Linked DNA regions of Homo sapiens: region 2 is linked to region 1. Evidence: chromatin contacts called from ENCODE Hi-C or POLR2A ChIA-PET data. All regions are on one chromosome and are shown on one strand. Each heading gives the region's core, a stretch centred on a gene start or an enhancer-like site at or near the end of the contact. The rest is flanking DNA. Distances are from core to core; before and after follow the strand shown. Region 1 overlaps LOC105369896 (a long non-coding RNA gene). Region 2 overlaps LINC02391 (long intergenic non-protein coding RNA 2391).

Region 1 (7,709 bases), core at 2,960-5,459:
TTTGCACAGCTGTTCTCCTCCCTGACTCCCTTAATAAGAGTGACTCACGCTATTTTCTAGAACCTTTTTTCAATCCCATAGAGAGCTTCCAAAGACATCCTCCCCTTGTTGAAAATGTACCTCAGCTCAGTCCTTTGTGGTTATTGTCACCACAGCCCATAATCAGAATTCCTGATACCTTTGTGATTGCCTGTAAAGAGATTAATGAATGTTCCGAAAGAAACAATTAAGGAAATAAAAGAAGTGAAACATAATCTGCTCTGAAAAAGTTGTGAAAGGAAGCAAAAGCTCAATCATGCCTCTCCTTCAGTGATTTGGAAGGCGAGCAAACGCCAGCAAGGTGGAAATATTGAAGAAGCCGGAAGACTACTTAATGTCATAGTTAATTTGTGGAAGTTATTAGTGCTCTTTGTATTAAAAATAATCCTTTTTGAGCAAGATTTGTGTTTTTCTCAAGCTTCTACAGCTAATACTAGTGCCTTTAAAGCAGAGGGTATATCAGCTATTCTGCTTTCGATTTCATTTTTTACACAATGTAATAAGTGAAATTATTGGGGAGTTACTAACATAAAGAGAAGTATCAAGTAGAGGAAATGATAGGTGTACTCCTACTTAACTGAGATGGTATATTCTTACTGGACTGATAGAATATTCTAGACTGGCAATATAATTTATGTAAAGTCTGCAAAATATTTGCAAACTTTTTGGTGTTTAATAGACCTAAAAAATGGGTGGCATTAAATGTCACTGTAATCATTTACATGGTAAATGTGATTATTTATTCAATTTATTGCATTAAAAAATCTGCATTTGAGCAAAAGATAAAAGCTAAGAGTCATTCTTTTCTCTCTTTTTATTGAAAGTAAATAGCTTTTTAAATTATACATGATTATTATAATAAATCTGTGGGAAATGTGGTAATATATATACAATTAAAACTGCACAACCCCTTTGCCTACAGGTTGATTTCCACGTGTACATGAAAATGTGTTAGATGATTCTCATTGAAGCAAAAGATACAAAGCTATATAAATGCCCTCTGTGGGCACCAGGTTTAAAAATTATGATGTATCCATATGATGTAACACAATGTTGTTTTCAAAAAGAGTGAGAACCTGCTATATAGGTCAATAAGGAATATTATCCAAATATCTTAAATGATGATGCAGCAAATACATAATGTCTATGATGTGTCAGATATATTCTAAATGCTTTTTGTGTATCAAATAATTTGATCCTCACGACAACTCCATTAAGTAAATACCCTTATAAGTCCCATATTATAGAAGAGTAAAGAGAAGCACAGAAAAGTTAGGTAACCTGCCCAAGGTAACACAGCTAGCAAAGGGTAATGACAGGTTTTGATCCCACAGTCTGACTTCAGAGTCTGCTGAGTAATACTGTAAAGCAACTGTCAGAACAGTGCGTGTAATATATTGCTAGTGTATGATTAAAAGAATATACATATACATACACACATACATATAAATACATACATATATATACAGTTGATCCTCATTATTCATGGGTTCTTCTACTTGCTAAGATATATTTGTATTAATAACTCCAAAATCAATACTTGCAGAACTTTCTAGGTTAAAGAAGGCAATGCTCTGCCCTCTTATTTCAGCTTCCATACTATAAACAAGTGTCCTTTTCATGGTCTATTTAGTGCCAAATGTTTCTCATTTTTGTGCTTTTTTGCTGGTGATTTTACTGTTTAAAATTTCCCCCAAGCATAGTGTTGAAGTGCTGTCTACTGTTCCTAAGCACAAGAAGACTGTAATGTGCCTTATGGTGAAAATATATGTGATAAACTTTGTTTGGGTATGAGCTATAGTGGCTGTGAGTTTAATGTTAATGAATCATAAATAAGATGCCTTCATACACAAAAACACACAAAACAAAGTTACGTATAGATCAGATGATGACACTGTTGTGACCAAAGGCTTTCAGAAACCTAACTCTGTATTTCCCATAGGAGCAATGGTACAGTAGTGACTAATTCAGTGTTCACAAAGACTATAGAACACACCTACTGAAAACAAACATTTTATATTTTTATATATATATATATATGTATGTATATATTGCCTAGCAAAATCTTACAAAAATGATGAACTATAAACTGTGGGTGTCTTTGAGAGGGAAATTAAGGTACTGGAGTTCAGAAATGGAAGATTTACCTTTCACCTTAAGAAATTTTATCATGTATATTCTTCATGAAAATATTTTTATGTAAACCGTACAGAGAAAGAAAAAGTTTTCCAAACTTCTGCCTAATCCCAACTTCCTGCAAATAGTTTCATAAATAATTTTTAGGCTTTTAAAATACAAATAGAAATATATTATTATATTCTATAGCATCTTTCTTTTTGAAACTTTATATGCTGAACTTCTAAATCAAAACATAAATGACTACCTATTTCTCCCTTTCTATGTCCCACCAAAAAGAAATAAAGCCCCACAGTCTCACACTAAGAAACAGAATCATGGATTTCTTTTTCCAGACTGTCCACCTACGACTGGCATTTCTGCAAGAGTCCTGTAACAACATTTTGAAGATAAAATCATGCCATGACTCTGAAATTGGAAGTACAGAACATATAAGAAAATAAATCAAGAAATGAGGGGAATCTCCCGAAAGGTTTTGCTAATTTTTATATTTTCACTTCTTAGCTCCAACCAGAGAATTTTTATTACAATAGAAGAGAAAATAATTTACTCCAAGTCAGTCACATATTAAGCATTTTCTAGATTTTACTTGGTCTTCATACTACTAAAAGGTGATATAATTATTCCTATTTACTGATAGAGAAAATAGGCTCTGAATGATTAGGCAGCTTTCGCAAATCAAATCATTCATGTCTCTTGAAAGCAAGATAAGGAGCCCTTTCCTATGCTCATCTTCAGGTGAATGTCCATAAATATTTTTGTACCAATTCTAATATTTGACTGTCATATCTGCAGGTTACTGGACCACTTTTTATTGTGATACTTAATTTATACAACATTAAATGGCCTCCAGTGTCCTCAAAGACTGCCTAGCAGATGTAATGTGGATATCCCAGAACACAATAATTAGACTTTTAGAGTCACAAACACACACCGCTCATTATATTAGAAACTGAAACTCTAACCATTTCAGTACTGCTCTTCACGAGGGTTAAGATATTGATTTTGTTGTTTAAAAAAACAAAAACAAAACAAAGCAAAACAAAACAAAAATGACCTCCTTAAGATACTGACACCTAGGTTTAAAGGAAAAAAGTGCTGCAAACTTAGAGCTACTTAAGATAATGGCTTCTAGAACTGAGTTAAGTTGAATACAAATGAAGTCAAGGAACAGTTCTCAGGATCGTGCTGTATTTAAATTAGACCTACTGGCATATTTAATGTTTGAATTGTAATACGCACTGATATCCTCTAGAGGGAGAATGAAACAAGAATAGGCAAATTATTTATTTTAAAAAGTGGGTGAATTTGAATAATCCTGAAAATTGTCCCGTAACAGAAAGAAGTCATTTAACCAAATCTGTCATAAACAAACCACAGACTGGTTAATTTTATTGTGGTATATTTTCTAAGTAGCTGAATTAGCTTCTATAATAAAGACCCTATTTTTAGTTTTCTATTAATTTTGAATTAGAAAAAAAAGCTACATGCACACACCCACAAAATTTCACCCACTTTACTACTTATAAATTGCAAAAACGTCTATATTATAGCGTAGATAATGACCTGCTTAAAACACTTTCTAAAAACTGTGCATTTCATTCTTAGTATTCATAAAATAAACACAATGCCCATCTACCCAAATATAATGTGACACAGCCTAAGAAAAGGAGGCATTCTGCAAAGCAAATTACCAAAGGCTACATAAAATACTTCATAAGGTTAAATATCAGAATAATTATTCCTCTTCCCGTCACAATTTTCTTAGGATGGTCAATGTTCTGCTAAAATCATCCAATCTTTTAACGTTTGGAGACCCAGAGAAAAAGCACCAAAATAAGTGTTTATGTGCATTGTACAAGAACTGAAATCCAGGTAGCTTCACTGTTATTACAGAATCTGAAGAAATAAACATCCCACAGAGATGAGATCACTATCTCCAGAAATAAAGGTTTCCAAAAGAAAAACAATTGTGAAAGGAAATTATCCTCTTTACTAACAATATGGTGATCAGCCATTCCCGCTTTCTCCTGATGATGAGGTGATGTCACCGGTCAGAAGCACTGGCCTATTTTCTGTACTGCCTATGGTGGGTTGGATTGGATGAAAATAAACATCTTACATAACAGGCCGGCTGTGCTCTCTGTCTTTTTTTTTTTTTTTTTCCAAAGAGATTTTCCCAGCATGAATTCAGTGTGTACAATTAACATTGGCCAAATTTCAGCTGAAAAATCTGTTAGGTTTATAAGCAGATTCACAAATACAGCTTATGTATGCTGCCTCCCATTCCTCTACTAGCCTAGCTCCTTTTTACGCACACACACACACACACACACACACACACACACAGGCACACACACAACACCACCACCATCACCACTGACATCACCTCACCCCCACCACCTCCACCCCTCCTGTAATCAAAACAGCTTTCTACCAACAGAAAAGGGACAACAGGCAAGTTAAAATTGAAATTGGTCTTTGAACAGCAGAAACAAAATAGAAGATTGCAGATTAGAGCCATTGTCTTGTCCCAGTAATATAAACCAGACCCCCCTCAGTGCTTATTTTCTCAGAATTGAAGAAGATAAATCAAAGATTATGAGCCTAACCAAAAAGAGGCATCCTTATGCTAGTGGCTTTTACAGTCATAAAAAGAGCAAAGCCAGAAGTGAGTATTTTCAATTGTCATTTGTAATAATTAGTAAAAATACTGCAGTTTTCTGTCATAAATCCTGTTGTACGTGGAGGGATTTATTAATCTTTAAGCTTTGGTATTTATTGTAGACGCTACTTATACAGAGGAAACATAAAACTAAAGGACTCAGCTTGATTTTCCTAATTCCTGAAGGTAGAATAAAATCAGAGATGCCAAAGATCTGAAAGAAACATGTGCTTGAACAGCCTGGATAGAAGCTCATTTAAAATCAGCAATATAATTCACAGTGGGGTTTGGATGGAATACTTTAACTGACCTAGTGGTCTTAGTTTCAGAGAAAATCCGTCATACAGTCTAAACTTAGTAAATATCTGAATATCTATCATATGCCTAACAAATGGCAAATATTGATTAACTTAAATATTATAGAGTTGAACTTAGATGATGAGATAATTCTTTGCATTGTTAAGCAATAAAAAACATTACTAATTTGTAGGCCAAGACAGAAAAATGATTCAGAGTGAATGCAAAGGAGATGATGAATTAAGATGATCTGATCCTTCCTGTCATAAAAAATAATCACCATTTTTCTAACCCAAATAAGAGCCACACTGAAAAGGGCTGAAATGCAGCTCTCTTTTACTTGGTGCATATACTTAATGTCAAGTCAAGAAAGCCAGTCCTGTACCTGTATATGCCTTACTGTGTATCCATTTACAGTTGCTGATCTATGTTTACAGGCTACTCTATCTCTTAGAATGTGCTTCAGTATGTTATATATGTACTTAATATATACCAGTAATACCCATTTGTTTGAAGATAGAATATGCATGTGAAGAATTAGCTGTAATATTTTGGAAATATAATTAAATTTGCATTCTAAATACTTGCATTTAAATCTCAGCTTTGATTGTTACTGACAGTAAAACCTTAGACAATTAATTGTGCTTCTCTAATCTTCAGCTCCCTCATCTGTAATGTGAAGACAATTATGTTTTTAAGAGATGTTGGGAGGAAAGAAAGAAAACACGTACAATGGATCCAACACAGTGCACAGCAAATAGTTGAATATCCATGTATGTGTGTATATGTATGTGTATATATACATAACTTTGAATGATCAAAGCAATATATATTCATTGAGTAATTTTGCAAGGAAGCAATATTGAATTATTTAACATTTAACAATAAAGGAAAAATATAGCTTTTTAATTTCTTAGAACAATTACTTATTTACTTGACTTAAAGGATGATAATGACCCATAATTTTTGTATATGTATAGTTATTTGCATTGAATGGGTAGTATTCAAATTAATTTTCAATTGTTGAATCAAACAAATATGTTTGAATGCTTATTTTATGTTTAATAACAGAAGAGGGGAAAGAATTATTTCAGCAGTTTATTGTCTTCCAGGAGATTTCAAAGTTTTGGGAGAGATGATACATTAAAGAAACACTTATAAGACACTTAGTAATTATCTTATTATATCAGATGTAAGTGTTCTAGGAGGCAAAAAGAAATGTTGGTAAATTAAGAACAGTTACTGCTTTTATGTGCATTTATAAAATGGCAAAAATCTGTTTATTTTATGAAAGAAAATTCTTTATGAATATCTAATATGAAATTATGATCTCTTGAAATATCTTCTATACATTTAGGAGAATAATGTTTCTTGAAGTAAGTATTTTTTGACAGTGCTAAAAAACTCAAATCTCAGTAGGTTTACAGTTGAAAATAATTTAAAAGAAACAGCAAAAAAGATGAACATCTTCAGAGAAATATACTTGTAACAAGTTAATATCTTTAAAAACTACATATACAAAATAGTAATGTATAGAACATATTTTCAAGTTATAGTTCTGTGAGAAAATTAAAAATGTGGAATCACGGTCCTTTTTTTACAAGCTTTGAATTACCATTTTTAAAACTGGTGGTGAAAGCTGATTGATTTTACTAGAGTTTTAGTTTGCTATTTTTGAGAAAATTCTGACTGAAGGAAATATAGGTTTTATATACTCTGGACAAGAAGGAAGAAACCCAGCTTTTTCTTTGTGTAGAATCTCAAGTCCAGATGCTGTTTTTTTTCTTCATGAAAATTCATAGTGTATCTATTATAGCTTCCTAATTAAAGTCACACATGTATGAATAATGTTTTGAAAATCAGTCACTATCCACTTTACATATGTTAACATATATTATGTTTTAGAGTCATTTTTTGCCAAAGAGCTCAGGGTGCTACATAACTTACATGAAGTAGCAGTACTACTAATGTTTTGCTCATTGATTAGCTTCAGGAATTTTATAATGATGAAAAGTGAAAAAGCTAGAGTTTAATATTTTCTAAAACCCAATTAAATTCTGTGACTATAAAAGTGTTGTTTCATTTTCTTATGCTTCCAAAAAGCTGTACCTTTTAATTAATTCAACAAATATAATTTTTAAATATCTAGTTAATGCCAGTCACTCTTGAAAACATCTGGACTATATCTGTGAAGAAAGCTGACAAAAACGGCCGAGCGCAGTGGCTCACTCCTATAATACAGGCACTTTGGGAGGCCGAGGCAGACAGATCACCTGAGGTCAAGAGTTCAAGACCCGTCTGGCCAACATGGCGAAACCCCGTCTCTACTAAAAATACAAAAATTAACTGGGGGTGGTGGTGAGTGCCTGTAATCCCAGTTACTCAGGAGGCTGAGGCTGAGGCAGGAGAATCGCTTGAACTCGGGAGGTGGAGGTTGCAGTGAGCCGAGACTGGCCACTGCACTCCAGCCTGGGTGACAGAGCTAGACTCTGTCTCAAAAAAAAAAAAAAAAGAAAAAAGAAAAAAGAAAAGAAAGAAAGCTGACAAAAATATTTCTACTCTAGCTTCCATC
Region 2 (7,709 bases), core at 2,974-5,473, 760 kb after region 1:
ATCTGAAATGCTTAATCAGCTTCAAGTCTGTTTACCAGCATTGAAGCTCAACTGAAAAATAAACCCTAGTTGCAGGAACGTGAAATTTATTACACCAGTTCAATCAAAACAGTTGCTTAATTCAGTGACTATTTCAGTTAAATCATTTATGTGACTGGGCTAGAAGGCAGAGATTGAAGCAATAGGTGTCAGTGAACTTTGTTTCTGGTTCCAGTTGCCACTACCAGTTGTGTGGCTTTGGGAAAAGCATGTCACCTCTTTGTGCCTCCATTTTCATAAAATGACAGGTATGACATCCAGTAATCCCTAACATCTCTCCTAGATGGAAAATTCAATAAATCATTTAAAGCTGTTATTCTATTAGCATCATTAAAAGGCAAATCAGAAAAGAGGATACTGAGAAAGGACATCAAAGACCTTAGCCTGTTGACATGGATCTACTCCTTCTGGTATAAACTATTGACTTATCCCAGACCACAAAGCTTACTCATTCATGGGTTGACATCTTCGCAACATCCTCGGGTTAGGGATGAAATGAAACCTACTCCAACCTTTCTAAAGCAAATATACAAGACCTCATAGTGTAGCCGTTTTAAAACATTAGATTCATACCTGGGAGTGCGCCAGTGCTGTAGCCTCTTCCTCCCTGGGAGTATTGCAAAGGTAAACAAAAAATAAACAAGATAAATGGAGGATATGGGAGGGTGAGGGGAAACGCAGGAGAGTAGCTCTAATTACCATCTGCAAATGTGCATATATCTGCAGGTGCCAGGGTCTATGAATTCAAAATCTCCATAACCAATCAACCAAAAGGAGAACATTTTCACACATAACATGTGAAAACCATATTACACTTACATTTTTAGCTTGTCTTGCTATATATATATATATATATATATATATATATATATATATATACACATATACATATGAATTTAACAAAATGAGTTGTAATCTTCAGAATGTGACTATGGTTGCTTCAATAAATGCTAAACATAGAAATTTTAGGGCTAGGTTCACCCCTAATTTCATCCCAGAGGGCTATTGATATTAATATTTTCTGCACTGTATTAGCATGGAGTATAACTCTAAAATATTTCCTTGTGGGAAATGAATATTTTAAAGATCCAGCCCATTCAGTGCAACCATCATTTCCATTATAACTGATTTTCCTGTTAGACTGTGTATAGGTCTTGAAGCCTTAGAAATATCACAAGGTTTTTCACAGTGCAGAGATTCCATATTCAACATATAGTACACTGAAATCCAAATTGGATTTTGAAATGTAACATTTCAAAACCAGAAGCAAATAAAAACATATTATTCACAGAAGGATTTCTCAGAGGGCAATATGATAAAGAGGAGATGTCCTGGGTGGTTTTACTCCCAGTTCTAATATAAACTCTGTAAACTTGGGAAATTAACTAAATTTCAAGGAGCTCAATTCTGTCATCTGTAAAATGGGTATGATAATACTTTCCCTTCCTGATAACAAAAGTAGCGTTGAGATCAAGGGAGCAAATTGATGTGAAATATAATCCTTAGCCCACCCATTTTAGACCACGCTTTGCTAAATTTTGGTGTTCACCTAGCTTGGTCTATTCATATCAACACTGTTATTAAAATTGTCACTTGGGGGTTCAGTTATTTTAGGTGTCATTAACAGCAACTGAAGGAGGTTTTTAATGATATGAATGATTGAGAATGTATATACTATGGAATGAGAACAAGAAACAGTTCACCCTAAGTTAATTATGTAACAAATAAGTGTAGTTCTGGTGTTAGCATTCAATTTCTCCTCATTGGAGAGTTGGCCATTTCTCTGCCTTATGGGATCTGGAACCCTTCTCTTTCCATCTCCCAATTTTGCATATCTCTTAGTGCTTGTCCTCTGTGTTTCCTATAATTACCAGACTGGTTGGCATGGTTAGTTCCCTATATCTGGCCATTTGCTCTTTACAGATAATTTCTGGATTCCATGGAATTTGCATTGGCAAGTTCCACATTCCTGGTGTCCTTTGGGAAACTCTGGAATGCTGGTTCTTTCCTATCGGGAATGGAGTTTCTGCTGAATGTGCTTCCTGTTTTGCTTGGTTTTTATTTTTGTGATTATTATGTGTTAAAGGTTGTAGGGGATTCCCTTGGATGCAAATATCTACTGCCCCTGAGGCATTTTACTGTGAGGAACACTTAACCTGTCTCTCTATCCTTCCCTGTCCGGTACTCCATTTCTCTACACTGATTTGTGAGAACAGCGGGGGTTGGACAGGCCCATTTTGGGCAAGATAAGAAAAGCATTAACTTGTGTGACTTGACAATGGTTCCTCTGTTACACCAAATTTATGGAACCCAAGGTACTTCCTGGATCCCTTCTTCGTGACCATTATCATTATAACTGTCATTTATTAAGTATCTACTATGTTCCAAGTACTTCAAAGCTGTAATCTCATAGAATCCTCATAAAGATTCTGCTACGGGCAGGTCTTTGTTCTTAGAGCTCCCAAGATGGTGGCAGGCCACTCCCAAGATGGTGGCGGGCCACTCCCAAGATGGCAGCAAGCCTTTTGTTCTCTGACTTGGGGTTCTTGGCCTCACAGATTCCAAGGAATGGAACCTTGGGCCACACAGTGAGTGTTATTGCTCTATTAGAAGCCGTGGGTCATGGGAGAGAACCGTGGAACCCAGCAACTTGTGTTCAGCTCGATTAGGAGGAACCCAGGCACTTAGCCGCTCAGGAACAATGGCGAGCCTCTAGCCCGATTGGCAGCGGCAATGGGTGTCTCCCTGGATCAGAAGCACAGCAGACACCCTGCCAGATCCAGAGGCATGGAAGTCAGCAGTGGGTCTGCGATGGCAGCGGTCAACAGTGGTGGATAGTGAGCAAAAGCTCAGCTGGAGCTGGAACAAACATGGACCAGAAGCGTGTGCAGTTGCAAGATTTAATAGAGTGAAAACAGAGCTCCCATACAATGGGAGGGGACCTAAAGTGGGTTGCCACTGCTGGCTCGAATGCCTGGGTTTATATCCCGATCATTATCCCTCCCCTGTGCTCTCAGGCGATAGATGATTGACTATTTCTTTACCTCCTGCTTTTAGCCTAATTGATATTTTAGTGAGCTCTCTTTACTACCTGATTGGTCGGGTATGAGCTGAGTTATAAGCCCCGTCTTTAAAGGTGGATGGGGTCACCTTCCCCAGCTAGGCTTAGGAATTCTTAGTCAGCACAGGAAATCCAGCTAGTCCTGTCTCTCAATTCCATGAAGTTTCATATCTTACAGATGTGAAAATGCACACATAAAGAGATAACTTCCCTAAAGTGACAAAAGTAGGTGTGGTCAGGACCATGTTTTAATCCCAGTGTTATCTGCTTGGGCCAAAGCCCTTGATTTAATCACAGGCCTCCATCATGCCCATTGTCCACTACAACTGTAACCACTCAGGAATCAAATGCTTAACTATTTAATGTCTATTTTTATGGCAGTTTTTTTTTTAGCAAAGTTAAAGATTTTAATTAAAGTTCAATTAAATTTCCAAAAGCTACACTTGCCTTTGGTTACATCTTTTTAGCAATACAGTGGTGGAGTCTTCCACTTAATTCCTTAAAAAAAGTTAACATTGTGTGTTCTTAGCATCACAAGTTCTGAGTGACAAGCAGCATTAAAGGGCATTTATTTGATGTCTGAATTTCCTCTGCAACATCTAACAAGGCTCACCTCTGTTTGAACAAAGCATCTCATTCCCTCCTCGGAAAGTGGGGGCTGTAAGATTGAGTCTCTGGTTACTAGGCGAAAAATGTCAGTATTAGATTGGCAAGGTAGGTGTTGGCCCAGCCAAGTCACATGGAATCAGCATCTGGACATGTGACATACTTTAGTTACTAGGATTAGTGTTGAAAAATTTATTTTGTCTTTCCCTCATCTGTTGAGCGTGTTAGCCACTAAAATATAGGAATGTAAACTTCCAACAGAGTTTTCTATTCCACCCTTTGCATTCTTCCCCCAAGGGGAAAGAGTCTACCTTGGACTGGCAGGATTCCAAAAGACAGAGCTTTTCCAAAAGACATTATCGAGCCGTTATTGATGATTAGCAATGATAATAAGCTAATGTTTCTTTATACACTGTCAGGCACTGTGTTAAGCATTTTTAAGGCATTCTTTTATTTACTCCAATGAAAGTGAAATACCACCTACGGATGTGATGAGGACTAAATGAGATAAGACAGAGCACTTAAAACCACGCCTGTCTGGGCATACTGTAAGCCTCAGTGACTACAGCCATGATTGTAATCAGTGACTGTATTTCCTTACTCTTAAAGCAGAGACAGGAGCAAGCTGGTGGAATCGCCCTCAATATTAACTCACATTTTTTACCTGATACCATTTCCAATCTTCTGTGAAATCCTATCCAGACCCTGTACTGACTCCCCTGGCAATTTCAACAAGAAATATTCTACCTTTCACTGCCAATTTGTTTTGGTAGAGGCTGATCTGCAGTCTGAACATAAATGAAAGGGAATCCACCCGCAATAATAAAGAGTGAGCCTGGCCCATCATGATCAGAGACTGGCCCCTAACATGTTGACACAACGGCTGAACTATTTGAACACTGGAATGAACAAGTTGCAACAACTCCTGCAAGTCTCAGGAACTAATGTACGGACAACGACGCGCATTTCACTGACAGAGTCCTGATAATATATTGCAGGAAAACCCACGGGCCAGCCGATAACACTCAGCGTTAATTTGTTTACCCAAAAATTAGAGGAAGGAGAAGTTGGTGATTTGCAAAAAAAGAAGTTTTGGTAACAAGCGTAACGTTGGTGTGTAATTTTCCTAATTGAATTGCCAAATTTCTACCCACCACTGATCTTAATTTATAATAATGCTTCCATCTGTCTCACCTCCAGCATAGGAAATGGGAAGAGGGTGGTCTCTGCCTTAACATGGTAAGAAGAATATCTGCAGGTAGTAGGTAATCTTTAAATTACATGTGTGATACTGGGAATTGCATATAAGCAAATAAGGAAGCTCATTACTTTTCCAGATTTCAATTAACTGTATATTTGTAAAAATGCTTTCAGTTAGCAACATTTTGAATGGTAAAGGGATTGAAATTTACCTAAAAGAAAACCTTTTATAATGGTTTAGCAAATTTCAAGATTATCTAGGGCAGTCTGCATGGCCCTCAGATCATAGTGAATTAGTAATTTCTTGTGCAGAAATTGTCAAAAAACAGGAGGAAGTCAGGTGCCTATCTAGAAACATAAAAATTGGGAATAACACAAAAAGGAAACCTTGACTTCCTACTAGGTATATTAGGCATTTAATTTAAAACTTCATTTACTTTTTAAAAATTAACACAATACATGTTCACAATTCTAAAAACTCAAATACAACAAAACGTTTAATATAAACTTCTTACCCTCTCATTCCCAATTCCATTCCTTACTTTCAAACATTTCAGCAGTTTCTTCTATTTATTTCCATATTTGTATACTCTCTCTCTCTCTCTCTATATATATATATAGCTATTTCTTGATTATTTTGAAAACTTACTGACCACTGAATAATGACCTCCTCCAGGTAAAATGAGGATATCTTTCTTTTACATCAACTCCTGTCCCCATAGGCTTAATGTGATTATATAAAAATTTCTAGTTAAATCAGTAGAACTGGGACAGGCCACAAAGGCTGATCCAAGCCGAGAAATTGGAGAGAATAATGATTTTTTTCTTGGCTAAAGTTGTGTATCCTTGGAATTACTATCAAAGCAGCAAACATGCAATGCAAAAGATCCACCTAAGCATTAGGCTATATATGTATCAACTCTGGCTCTTAGTACCTCCCTTGCTTCCTCTCCCAAGGTGCAGCCTGGGTTCAAGGTCCTAGCAGTCCACACATTGTGAGGACTCCTCTAGATCAGACCAAGCAAGGCTCTGAGGTCATTGCTGCTGAGCTGGCCTTGGTGATGGTGATAAGCATTAGTGCCACGCCAGCACTCCAGAGCTAATACACTATTATAATATACTGATTGGGCTATAATGTACAGTTTTAAAATTCTGTCTAATTTTTTTTAAATCTATAAATTAAAAAAAATCTTCTTCTTTATGTTGATTTCCTGAATACTAAAAATAGTATAAGGGCAACAATTATTCTTGGTACTACTTATGTAATTTAATCATTAAAAGCTACATGTAGATCTAGTATCATGACACCAGAAATTTTCCGAAGAATTTTTTTTTTTTTAGTTTGAGACAGGGTCTCACTCTGTTGCCCAGGCTGGAGTGTGCAATAGCACAATCATGGCTCACTGCAGTCTTGAATCCTTGGGCTCACGTAATCCTCCCATCTCAGCCTCCCAAGTAGCTAGGACTATAAGTATGCACTACCATGCCCAGCTAATTTCTAAATTTTTTGTAGAGAAGAGGACTCGCTACGTTGTCTAGGCTAGTCTTGAACTCCTGGCCTCAAGAGAGTCTATCTATCTATCTATCTATCTATCTATCTATCTATCTATCTATCTGTCTAGTAGAGACAGGGTCTCGCTATGTTGCCCAGTTTGGTCACAAACTCCTGGCCTCAAGCAATCCTCTTGCTTTGGTCTACCAAAATGCTGGGATTACAGGCATGGGCCACTGTGCCTAACTTAAAAAAAAAATAAATAAAAATAAAAGTAGACTGTTTTAGAGCAGTTTTAGGTTCATAGCAATACTGGATGAAAGGTACAGAAATTTTCCATATACCTCCTTCTCCTACACGTGCATAGCTTCCCCCATCATCAACATCTCCCACCAGAGTGGTACATTTGTTAAAACTGATGAACCTGCACTGGCACATCATGATCCAAAGTCCATAGTTTACATTAGGTTTCACTCCTAGTGTTGTGCAGTCTATGGGTTTAGATAAATTTATAATGACATACATCTATCATTACAGTATCATACAGAGTAATTTCACTGCCCTAGAAATCCTCTGTGATCCACCAACGGTCTTATTATGTTTTTCCACAAAACTGCCTACAATCTTCTTTAAAGCTGTATTTAAAATAGTTAATGAATTTGACATTTCTGACAACCTTTATTGACTTTTTCTCTGTTGATCATAAAAGCCATAATATTTTTACTGAGAAAATACTCTCATATGTGCTGAGGTATTTTGTAACTGCAGAGTCAATTCTGCTCAATGAAGGATATTCTTAAGGGGGTTATTGAATTGTATAAATATTTTGGTCTAATTATTTTAAAGGTACTATATCATACCCTTTATTCAGAGTGCCTCCTTTTTTTCAAATACATTTTAGGAGACAAAATACATTGAATAAGTTTTTTCTATCTGCAATTATTTCAATGTTTTGCCAATTTTGATGCTGCAAAAATCATAGGCTTCTTAGTTTTATTTCATTCGCACATGTAATATAAATTACTATTTTAAAGTAGAGGTCCTTGAAAAGATTTTTCTTGCAAGTTGAGATATTTAAAAACACAGAATTTCAAAATTAAATTTTGTTCACCAGGCAAGTTACCATTGTTTAATTTGTTCTGTTCCTTCCTTGCTTTTGTAAGAATAAATTATGTCTTTCTATCTGAAAAATTTGTTTTTAATAACTATAATCACTAAAAACTTCGAGAGCCAGTTTGGTGCTCCATTTCTTTTGAATATTTTGATTAAAGTTTTTCTAACTATTTTTGAAAATTTAGAGTTCTCATTTTG

The links. A loop is a pair of places that touch in the nucleus more often than their neighbours do. ChIA-PET counts read pairs that join two places held with the same protein, here RNA polymerase II (POLR2A). Pooled maps may share reads with other maps.
Region 2: a loop to region 1 is called in a pooled map, with 2.2 times the contacts of the local background. The contact joins two enhancer-like sites. A Hi-C loop is called at or near these places in 1 of 50 pooled maps. POLR2A ChIA-PET finds 5 or more read pairs at or near these places in 2 of 52 experiments (B cell and naive thymus-derived CD8-positive, alpha-beta T cell).

The regions. Positions count from the first base shown.
Region 1 is chr12:91,574,667-91,582,375 of GRCh38, forward strand. The region is part of intron 1 of LOC105369896 (a long non-coding RNA gene); the gene reads right to left. Among named protein-coding and RNA genes, the nearest start is that of LINC02823, 250 kb to the left of the region's middle. Within about 2 kb of position 4,210, at least 3 of the 41 ENCODE cell types and tissues checked have a DNase peak (open chromatin) inside an H3K27ac peak, as active enhancers do.
Region 2 is chr12:92,336,853-92,344,561 of GRCh38, forward strand. All of the region lies in intron 2 of LINC02391 (long intergenic non-protein coding RNA 2391), which reads right to left. Among named protein-coding and RNA genes, the nearest start is that of LINC02391, 23 kb to the right of the region's middle. Within about 2 kb of position 4,224, at least 2 of the 41 ENCODE cell types and tissues checked have a DNase peak (open chromatin) inside an H3K27ac peak, as active enhancers do.